2 separate regions of the Homo sapiens genome follow, and region 2 is linked to region 1. A link is an interaction called in ENCODE POLR2A ChIA-PET data of the cell type or tissue named here. Cell type or tissue: Caco-2. All regions are shown on one strand. Links, peaks and the distances in the headings refer to the core of each region. The heading gives the core; the rest is flanking DNA.

The links. Peaks named below come from ENCODE experiments on the same cell type or tissue, not always from the same donor. Only the 100,000 strongest peaks of a DNase experiment are listed, where the experiment ranks them.
Region 2: POLR2A ChIA-PET joins it to region 1 with 11 read pairs; 5 of 35 experiments call an interaction of 5 or more read pairs at or near these places.

Annotation. Positions count from the first base shown.
Region 1 is chr5:136,120,995-136,126,112 of GRCh38, forward strand. No RefSeq gene overlaps it. Among named protein-coding and RNA genes, the nearest start is that of SMAD5, 9.3 kb to the right of the region's middle. In Caco-2, for the core only: no CTCF peak of the experiment used is centred there; a DNase peak (open chromatin) is centred at 2,537.
Region 2 is chr5:136,032,368-136,037,485 of GRCh38, forward strand. It overlaps TGFBI (transforming growth factor beta induced), which reads left to right. Exons shown (of 17, transcript NM_000358.3): 2 at 1,396-1,494. Among named protein-coding and RNA genes, the nearest start is that of TGFBI, 5.9 kb to the left of the region's middle. RefSeq lists an enhancer at 5,058-5,107. In Caco-2, for the core only: no CTCF peak of the experiment used is centred there; no DNase peak of the experiment used is centred there.

The DNA of each region.
Region 1 (5,118 bases), core at 1,124-3,623:
AGTGGTTTTGGCTTATGTCATGTGGTTCAAGTGGTAGCACCCCTGTAGCTCTGTCCATAATGGCCTAGATGAGGACTGATGTCCCTACCAAACTGTAAAAGGGCTGGGCGTGAGATAAACCAATGCTTTCTAAGGAGGCTTGGCATGAACTTCTAACCAATAGGGGTGCTTCATTTTGGGTAATGGCAAACTTAGGAGTTTCTTTTGAGACAACTAACTACAAAGAACTCTGTAAAAGTTCAAAAAAGAGAAGAAGGGCCACTCTAGGGCTGGCTGGATCCCCAACTGCTGGACAAGCCAGCCTCAGTAGACTGATACCATAAAGTATGTCTTTATGGTCAAGGAAACCATATTCCTTGTCACCTCAAACTCTCATGTGTCCTTGCAAAATGCCTCTTCTACCACTGCTAACTTGTATTCACCCCTTCCTTTCCATTATAAGGAGTAAGAAGAAAACAAGTGTAAGGCTAAGGAATGAGTTTCTTTTGGTATGTTTGTCTTCATGTGTGCTGTGGAGAAAAGGACTTCATTAAAGTACTTTTTAAGGCTTCCTACTTAAGGGTGCTAAGAGTCTTTGAAGGTAGCAGCCAGGCCAGGCACAATGGCTCACGCCTGTAATCCCAGCAATTTGGGAGGTTGAGGTGGGAAGATCGCTCCAGCCTGGGAGGTTGAGGTTGCAGTGAGCTGTGATTGTGCCACTGCACTCCAGCCTGGGTGACGCAGCAAGACCCTGTCTCTCAAAAAAATTAAAATAAAATAAAGGTAGCAGCCACAAACTGCTCAGCATACAACCTGTGTCTAGTGTCGGTTTTCCTATGCAATTTAGCTACAGGGCATTAGCCTGCTGACTAAATTTTTTATTGCATCCTAGTAGTTCTAGAACTGTTGGGGTCTTCAAAGTGAAATATCACAGCTCAATGATGACATGACTTGCTTATGAATCATGGTAATCATCAGCACCCCAGGTGCTAAATCCTTCAAGAGTCAATGTAGATGTAGGTGTTTGGGTATCTGGCTGCCTCATTACTCCAATTTGTCTGTGGCTATGTCAATGTTACAAAGACAACAAGCAAACCATGAGAATATCTGTTTCTCTGAGGCTGGTTGTAGGCCTCAAAAAATGAACTCCAGGTATTGATGATGAGATGAGTAGAAAGAGAGAAAAAAAATACACTTTAAAAATTAGCTCAGCCAATGATGATCAGAAAAATAAAGAGGGTGTTTTTGGATCATCTTATTCAGGCAAACTAGAGATTAAGCGATTTATGTCTGTCTCCCTGACTTGATTTTATTCCCTGAGAGCAGAGCCTTTGCCTGTTTTTACTCTATAGGGCATTCCCCAGGGCTGGGCACATAACAAGCACTCAGCAAATGTTTGTTGAGTGAATAAATGAATCAAAAAGAGAGTTGTAATCATGATACTAGAGATCAGGACAGAGAACTGACTGAAGGAAGAGATAGGGAAAGAGGTTCACTGGGAGAGGTGCGTATTCTATTTTTTTTTTTTTTTTTTTTTTTTTGAGATGGAGTCTTGCTCTGTCACCCAGGCTGGAATGCAGTGGCACAATCTCAGCTCACTGCAAGCTCAGCCTCCCAGGTTCACGCCATTCTCCTGCCTCAGCCTCCTGAGTTACTGGGACTACAGGCACCCGCCACCACGCCTGGCTAATTTTTTGTATTTTTAGTAGAGGCGGGGTTTCACCATGTTAGCCAGGATGGTCTCAATCTCCTGACCTCGTGGTCCGCCCGCCTCAGCCTCCCAAAGTGCTGGGATTACAGGCTTGAGCCACCACGCCCGGCCGGTGTGTATTCTTTTCCACTGATATCTTTGTCTTTGAATATCCTTATTTTTCATGAATAAATAGAGAAATGTATAGAATAATTTCTTACCTTATAGTTCCTAGCATATAATGGAAACTCATCTAGCAATCATAAGCAGGTAAAGTAAATATTTACTCTCATATGAGAACAGACTTCCTTCCAATGGTCATGGAAGCCAGAAGCAGTCCCCAGATGGTTTTTGCTCTGATCTCAGAGACATTATACCCAAGACCACTTTGGAGCTCAGAAGTCGTACAAATTCTCATTTCTGACAGAATGACCTGGCAGGGGGCTCCTTCTGCTCCATCTGTGACACATTTGAAGCAGAGGACTTTGTTGACTTTCTACCCTCTTTTTAAAACCTTTGAAATTTAGTTTTCAGTACACAATGCAACAGTGCTCTATAAAAGCAGGTCTGTGGAGGCAACACAGATGAGATCAACATCCCTGGACTGCTTAGCATGGTCTCTCTCTGCAGTGGAAACCTTACACCACATGAGGTGGGTAGCTAGAGTTGACTTAGAAGAGCTTAACTGATTTGATTCAACACTTTAAATCACCTCTAATGTGGCACATTAGTAATGCCACCATATTGTAAATGATACATCCACAGAAGCATTAGTCATTATACAAATAGAATGAATAGGTTTCACTACACTTCAAGATAAACATGTCGAAACACTAACTCCATTCACTCAGGGCCTTTTGAGCTTGCTCAGGGCCCTTACCTGGCTGTTAGAATAAATACAAAGTTTTATGGCTTACTTTCTCTGTATGACTTCACCATCACCCAATACAAATTCAGGCTAGAAATTGCAGTTGTGCACATTGACACATTTATTTATTCATTCTCTTACTTAGTAACCTATTGTTTTCTCAGCTTGGTTTACAGAGTATTATGGTTCCCTGACATTGATCACAGGATTCATAAGTACCATTTTTGTTAGAGTGCAAAAGTTTAGAATGGTTCTGCATCTCAAAAAGAGTGAGTCAAGAAAGCAGGCAGTATTGTGTCATGGTTAGAGCAAGAGCTTGAGAGTTAGGTTCACTTGGATTTGAATTCTAGTTTCATCGCTATGTGTATAAACTCAGGAAATGACTTCACTTTTCTGAACCTCCATTTTCTTATCTGTAAAATGGTTGTAAAACCCCTCACCTCTCTCCATTTCAGCATTGTGTATCTCTTTTCCTTTTTATGCACCTTCCAGAATGTCAAGCATCAATAAAAGATCCTTGAGGATCAGCCAGGTCATGAAGGAGGAGGAGATATGTAAGGTGGCCTGGGAAGGAAAGGTAGCACTGGTTACAGGAAGGGACATCTCCTTTAGTGATTACTATAAAAGCAAAGGTGTGCTGATGGCAATGTGATGGCCAGGTGGGAGGTGGGAACAGTAAGGACAGCAAAAACACCAGTTTAATGACAAGGAAAAGGAAGGAGGTATAGGAGACGCTAGGAGAGGTTGGAAGGGACTGAGCTGTAGAAAGCAGAGAATGCAAGATTTTACAGAATATAGCAAAGTAAGAAATGGGCTTCATGTACAAAATATTTCAAACAAATTCTCTTATATCCTTTAATGATTAACAAAGCATTTTGCAAATACCAGTTTCTAAAAAAATGAAGCTTCCAAGGCAGGTTACAAACACTTCTGAGAGTTGTAAACCCTCACAGGCTATAGGAATATGTGCATTCACAACAGCTAGTTCTTTAATGGCTTGTGCCTTAGTTTCTTCCTTTATAAAAAGGAGAATGATAATGTTGGTAACCATGACTACATTGTAGGTTATCGTAGCATTTCATCAAATATAAAAGGCGTGTCACTCTGTACTTTGCATAAATAAGTGCTTAATCAATATCAGCTATTTATGTGTGTGTGCATGTGTGTGTATGTGTGTGTGTGTGTGTGCATAAAGAGATGTCTTGTAAGATGTTCCATCAATGTATTGACCATGGTCATTTCTGATTCATGGGATTTTAAGTAATTTTTACCTTTTTGGACCTTTTTGCTATAATTTGAATTTTCCCAATAAACATGCATTATTTGTGTAAAAACTATAAAGCGATTTTTTAAAAATCCATACTTAGCAATGAAACATTTCAGATAATGTAGCTGAGTGGGATACAGCTTTGCTTGTAACAGCCTTTCCAATGATCAGACTGAATAGTTAACCCTTCAGTGCTAAAAACTCTATTTCAGAAAAAGGTCCTTGTTTTACATTTTCATAATTAAATGGTCTATTACAGGTGGAAGCTTTTTACAAAACAAGGAGTTCCTTAAAGGTAAGAAGAGTCTCCTCCACTGAGAATATGTAGGCTTCCAGCTTTGAAAGGATAGATTTTTGATTTTTAGTCTGAGAGTCTTCCATCTAGCGTTTATGGATTTTGAAGACAGAAGACAACCAAACATCCCCCAGAAGACTGTTAGCTTCACTAGCACAGGGAAAGTATAATTCACCTTTGTATTCCCAGGGCTTGACACAGTGCCAGGCACGGAGTAGGTACTATATAAACATTTTTATGTTGAATGAATAATCGAATGAATGAATGGTAAGTTTAAGGGCTGAGTTTCTGCTTGGGAGATGGAGAGAGTCACACTCTCTTACATACTAATATTTGAATAGGAAATTTAAAAAAATTAAATGGGAGCAAAGTGATTTTAACTAGGAGCACACATAAGACCAAAATTGAAGCAGAAAATTCAATGTCCCTTTATTAAAGGCCTACAGCACACCGGGCCCTGATCTACATGTTGAGGACAGTTGTGAAGAGGAGCTTAATTACATTGGGGAATACAGACTTTGATCAAGCCATGACATGTGGGAGGTGAGTCCCTGCAGGGAAAGAGCTGGATGCTTTGGCAGCATATGATGGGGGCACCCAGTCTAGGTAGGGTGCAGTGGGGAAAGCAGACATGGCCAGGGAAGGCCTTTGTAAGAAATTGGCATTGAAGTTGAGACCCAAGGTTGATGAGAAGGAGCAAGAAAAGTCAAGAGTGGCGGCAAAACATTTCAGAAGCTTCCAAGGTGGAGACATAGAACAAGCTAGGGGACCACAGGTACAAAGATCCTAATCTGGGGAAGAGTTTGTGATATGTGAGGAACAAAAAGAAGGTCAGTGTGAGCAAGGCACCTGCGAGAAGTGGGCCATGGCAGGGATCACATCACTCGGGTCAGGGCCATGGGAGGAAGTTGGGATTTGATATGATGTGTAATGGGAAGATCTTGAAGAGCTTTACTGTGACAGTAACCATAATCTTATTTATATTTTCAACATGGAATAGCTGTTGGGTGATAGAGGGG
Region 2 (5,118 bases), core at 1,283-3,782, 88 kb before region 1:
GAGACAGGGCAGAGAAATGAAGGGGCAGAATGGACTCCCACCCAAAAGCCTGACTCTGAATATTTGAGAATTGTTCAAGTTCCTGCAGAGGAATCATGATGGGGACAGTAGGTGTAGTTTTTACTGCAATATTGGTGTCTTCTTAACAAATACGCTGCACATCAAGTGATGTCTGTGGATGGCATTCTTAAAGTAACAGGGAAATTGATGTTAAAGAAATACTTCATCCTTTGGGTGATACCTGAAGTTCTCTGAGCTTGGAGGTCTTGTGAAAGCCCTCAGTATTGTTTGTTTTATTTGCTTTCCTCTGACTTGTGATTCAGTCAGATGCATGCCTGCCTCTGGCTCAGGAAGATCAACCCTCTCCTGACTGACCACGCCTCTCCTGACTGACCACGTAGCACAGCAGCTTCCTTTCCCTAGGGGCTCCTAATGAAGCTTTCACAATCACCTGGCCTGAGCACAGTTTGGGTCAGGACTTGGTATACTTGAAAAAAACATGCAAAACCAAAATCCTGTGGTTCTGGAAAAGGCTTCTTAGCAGAACCCCCAGACATTTACACTCTGCTTTTTCACAGGGTCCCTGAGGATTCTTTGGATCTGGGTAGTTTGGGGAGCAGTATTTTCAACAAGTTCATTTCGTGCTCCTTCTACACCCTGCCTGGATGCTAGGCCCCATCTAGAATGTGAACAACAGAACAAGGCAGAACACTTGTCCTCAAGGTTCTGTTGAGTGTTAGATGCAGAGAAGAGACACCCCCCACCTCCCCGCATCACTTACAGGAATTCTGTTTGGAACCCAACATCAAATAAGGACCGTATCCACTGTCAGAGGATGGGAAGCAGCATGTCATCTGGGACATTGGAGAAAGGCTCCTGGGGGAAGTGGGACTTGAGCTGTGATCTAAGTAATGAACAACTGAGAGTTAAATGGGAGAGCATCCCCTATCAGGGTCCTGAGAGCAACCAGCCATGGTTTAAACCAGCTATAAAGCCTCGGGTTTATAGGATAGACAGTAACAATGGCTTGTCTTTGGGAGCCAAGCAGCTGGTCCAGGCATGCAGAGCATGTCTGTATGGAGAGCTGCCTGAGAGATGCTTTTGTTTACACTTATCAATTGCCCATGTCAAAGAAGGATATGTACATGAAGTTACATCAGTATGTAAGAGAGATTTTAACAATTTTTGCAGGGGAAGCTTTCATGGGGGCTGATGGGAATCTAGGTAAACAGAACCAAAGTCTAAACCCAAGATATCCCCAGTACCAAGACTGAAATGACTCTCTCCTCTATCTCTAGAAAGTTCCAGTGACCCAAGGAGGCAAACACGATGGGAGTCATTAAAGTGGGGTGGACGTGCTGATCATCTTCCTAATTCTGCTGCTTTTGTTTTCAGCCCCAACGTGTGTGCTGTGCAGAAGGTTATTGGCACTAATAGGAAGTACTTCACCAACTGCAAGCAGTGGTACCAAAGGAAAATCTGTGGCAAATCAACGTGAGTATCTGTAACCAGCCAGGAGACCAAGCTGTATGCACGCTGGCTGCAGTTCCCCAGGGCCTGGGCCAGCCTTCTAGAAGGTCAGGTTGCCTAAAAAGCCATGAAGATGCATGTGCGAACATGTCTGGGACCTGCGTGCTAGGGAGTGGCATTTTTAGGAAGCTGGCCAATTTTGTTTTGCATTTTTAAGGCTGCTGACAAGACTTGGAGACATTTTTCAGGGCTGGTTTGGGTTTGCAAGAAACATGAAACACTGCGTGTGTGTGTGTGTGTGTGTGTTTCTCAATCCTCATAAAATAATACAGATATGCAGTGGAGAAGCCACCAGCATGTGACTCTGGAAAAGAAAGCCCATTGGTGAATCTGTACTAAAGAATGCCATCCCTATCTTACAGTCCTAAGGTAAACACCCCAAAAAGACTTAGAGCACTAAACATATGCAGATTATGAGACAGCATAGCATATAATATTTGCACAGACTTCCTCATTCAAACCCTAGCTCTACCTGGGCCAGTCGATTCATCTTTAGAACCCTCCATTGCTTTACCTGAAAAGTTCGTATAACAAAAGGACCCACCTTATGGGGTTGTTACAAGGATTGAATGAAATAATGTACATAAGAGACTGAATATGGTGCCCAGCATATATCAGTGCTCAATAAATGCTAGCTACTATTATTATTATCACCCTAGATTTGCAAATCTAGACCACACAAGCAGAAGTAAGAGTGCCAACGGGGTGTGGACCAGTGTGGTTACAATAGGGCTTGTTGATGTCTGTTTCAGCAAGGAGGGAGGCAGCTTTTACCCCACTGCCCAGCTCCCTGGTGGAATCAGGTGCATGTTCTAACAATTCTGGGGAAACCTAATCTGTTTTGGCACTGTCAACAGATCTCAAAGCTGGCTGTCTCCTATAGCTAGGAAGATGTGTATGACAAATCTCCTGAGCCACTTGTGAAGGCCTGACCTTCCTCCTGTCTCCATACATAATGGGATGATTAAGAAACTCTAAGCCACTCTCTTAAGCACTTTTCAATGTTAGGGATTTTTAAGTTTATTGTTGTGACATTGCTTTTGAGCAGACATCTCCTCCAATTTAATAGCCAACTGAAAGAAGAGAAAATGCTCTTTCCTTAAACTGTATGTGGAAATAAATATTCCAATGTGTGACCCTGATTATGTTAGGCAATTAGCAATCCTAATATGAATTGAGGGAAGTTGGGATTCATGGCACAGCTGGGGAGATACCAGCAGTCCCTGGGAGCCTGTCCAGGGCAGGTCCATGGCAGCTTGCTCCATGCCTGATTGACAGCCCAGCCTGCAAGCTAAAAGTTGAGTGAGCTAGGAGGACACACTGCCAAGATTCAGCTAACAGACACCCAGCGATATTCTTGCTGCTATGAACAAAAGGAGACTATGCAAATTATACACCACCCATTCTTCCAGGATGCCTGACTTAAAAAATAAGAAAAAAGATGGGCCGGGCACAGTGGCTCACGCCTGTAATCCCAACACTTTGGGAGGCCGAGGTGGGCGGATCACAAGGTCAGGAGACAGAGACCATCCTGGCTAACATGGTGAAACCCCGTCTCTACTAAAAAAATACAAAAATATTAGCGGGCGTGGTGGCGGGCACCTGTAGTCCCAGCTACTCGGGAGGCTGAGGCAGGAGAATGGCGTGAACCTGGGAGGCGGAGCTTGCAGTGAGCCAAGATCGTGCCACTGCAGTCCAGCCTGGGTGACAGAGTGAGACACCGTCTCAAAAAAAAAAAAAAAAAAAGAAAAGAAAACCTTTAGTACTGATTGATTTTTTCCCATGTGTGTATATTATCTACTCAAATTAACAATTAATTACTTAATTAAACACAAAGCCAGGCCTCACCTAATTGCTTCTTGGAAGGTGACCAGAGTGCTAGTGCCAAGCAAACAACTCTTCTATATCTCAAGAGCCCTGGGCTTCAGAGGGCCATCTTTTTTGTTAATTCAAGTTTCTCTGAAAATGGAGACCCGTTTATGATGACAAGCTGGCTACAGGGTAGCATCTGCCACACTGTTTCGGGGGTGCCGCTGGGCTGAAGCATTTGCCCAGCTAGTTAACAATAGCTCGATAACATTCCCTATCAGTGTCCAGGCTGAGAATACTGTCAGTGATGAGTCGCCTTGGCTCTTGTACCTGTATCTTTGTGTGCCAGGACAAGGCACAAGCAACAGAGCTGTGTGTTGCCAAAATGTTCCTGATGAGCAGGTCAACCCCTCGGGGGCAGGTTTGGATATGATAATGTGGTGATGTGGTGGCGCAGCTCCCTTACCCAGTGAGCACAAGGGGAGTCCTCTAGGAAAAGGAAGAAATGTCTGGATGAGGTGGGGAGATGGGGTTCAGAGTGGACTCAGGCAAAGCCCGATGCCCAGTCCCAGCTGTTGGCCTAGTCTCACAAAGCCAGAAGGATATGACATTTACATTCAACTCTTGAATTTGTGGCCACTGCTTTGGGCAACTTCAAAGAGAGAAAATGAAGATAGAAAAATATTATTTGATATAAAACTTCTAGGACAAGAGAGGCCCTTCCTGGAACATTACATGTAGTATTAGGAAGGTGGAGCTGCCCTGGAAAAGATCCAGAGAACTCAGAGAGAGGAAGAGGTGGAACCCATCTCTGTTCTTGTAGAGAGCTCAGTAAGAGTGGCTTGGCAGGGCTCCTGTGTACCTGAGACCAAGACCAGTGAGGAGGCTACTGTCTGACCACCATACGGTCAGAATTCAGTGCCATGGGTGGTCAGGTGGGAAGGGGAGAGGACTGTGCTGGCTGGAGTTGATGTTATCCTGGGGAAAGTAGGTCCCTAGATGCCTTTAGTTGAGTGAGGAGCAGACTGGGAAATGGGAGCACAGTAGTGGTTGGGGCAAAAAGGACTGTCTCTGCATGAGGTCCATAGGCAGTTGGAATTTTCTCAGCAAGACTCCAGAGAAGGAGGCTGGAGCAGAGGTGTATGTTGGGATGAAAAGGAGTAAAGTATCATGGGGGAGGAGGCAGCTCAGGTTGTCAAGGGTCAAGAAACCAGAAGGAGAATTTCACCTTGGAAGCAGACAACGGGTACCAAGCATACAGGGGAATACTTTGTGGTGAGAGGTCACACAGAGATACAGGAGCCGACCTGGTGAGACAGGAGCCTGGAGCCACCTGCCTGCTTTTGTGAGGCCCCAGACTCCACTGCTATCATCAGGTGAAGCTCTGTTGCCTGCACACAAAAGCTTTTCTGCATTTACAAAGAGAGAAGGGCCTGAGTTTCTGGTGCAATGCGTCAAGCTGACATATGGACTTTATTACAGGAAGTGGTTACCAGTGGGTCCCTATTTAGTGGCTGTTATTGTGAATTTTATTGTTCGGAAATTCACTTTAGCATTTATTTCAGATCCTAAATAGCACCGGAGTGATACAATGGCTAATCAAACAAAGAGGGCTGTGGGGAGCAGACAGTCAGCATCCCCCTCTGTGATTTCAGGCCCTGGTTTGATTAGTAGCCATAAAATTTTTTACGTGTGGCACTTTGAGCAAAGGTGCAGGAAATTGTGGTCAGGAAGCCTGGCTGCCTCTCGACAGGCTTCCTTTGTGCTAGCCCCAGGGAG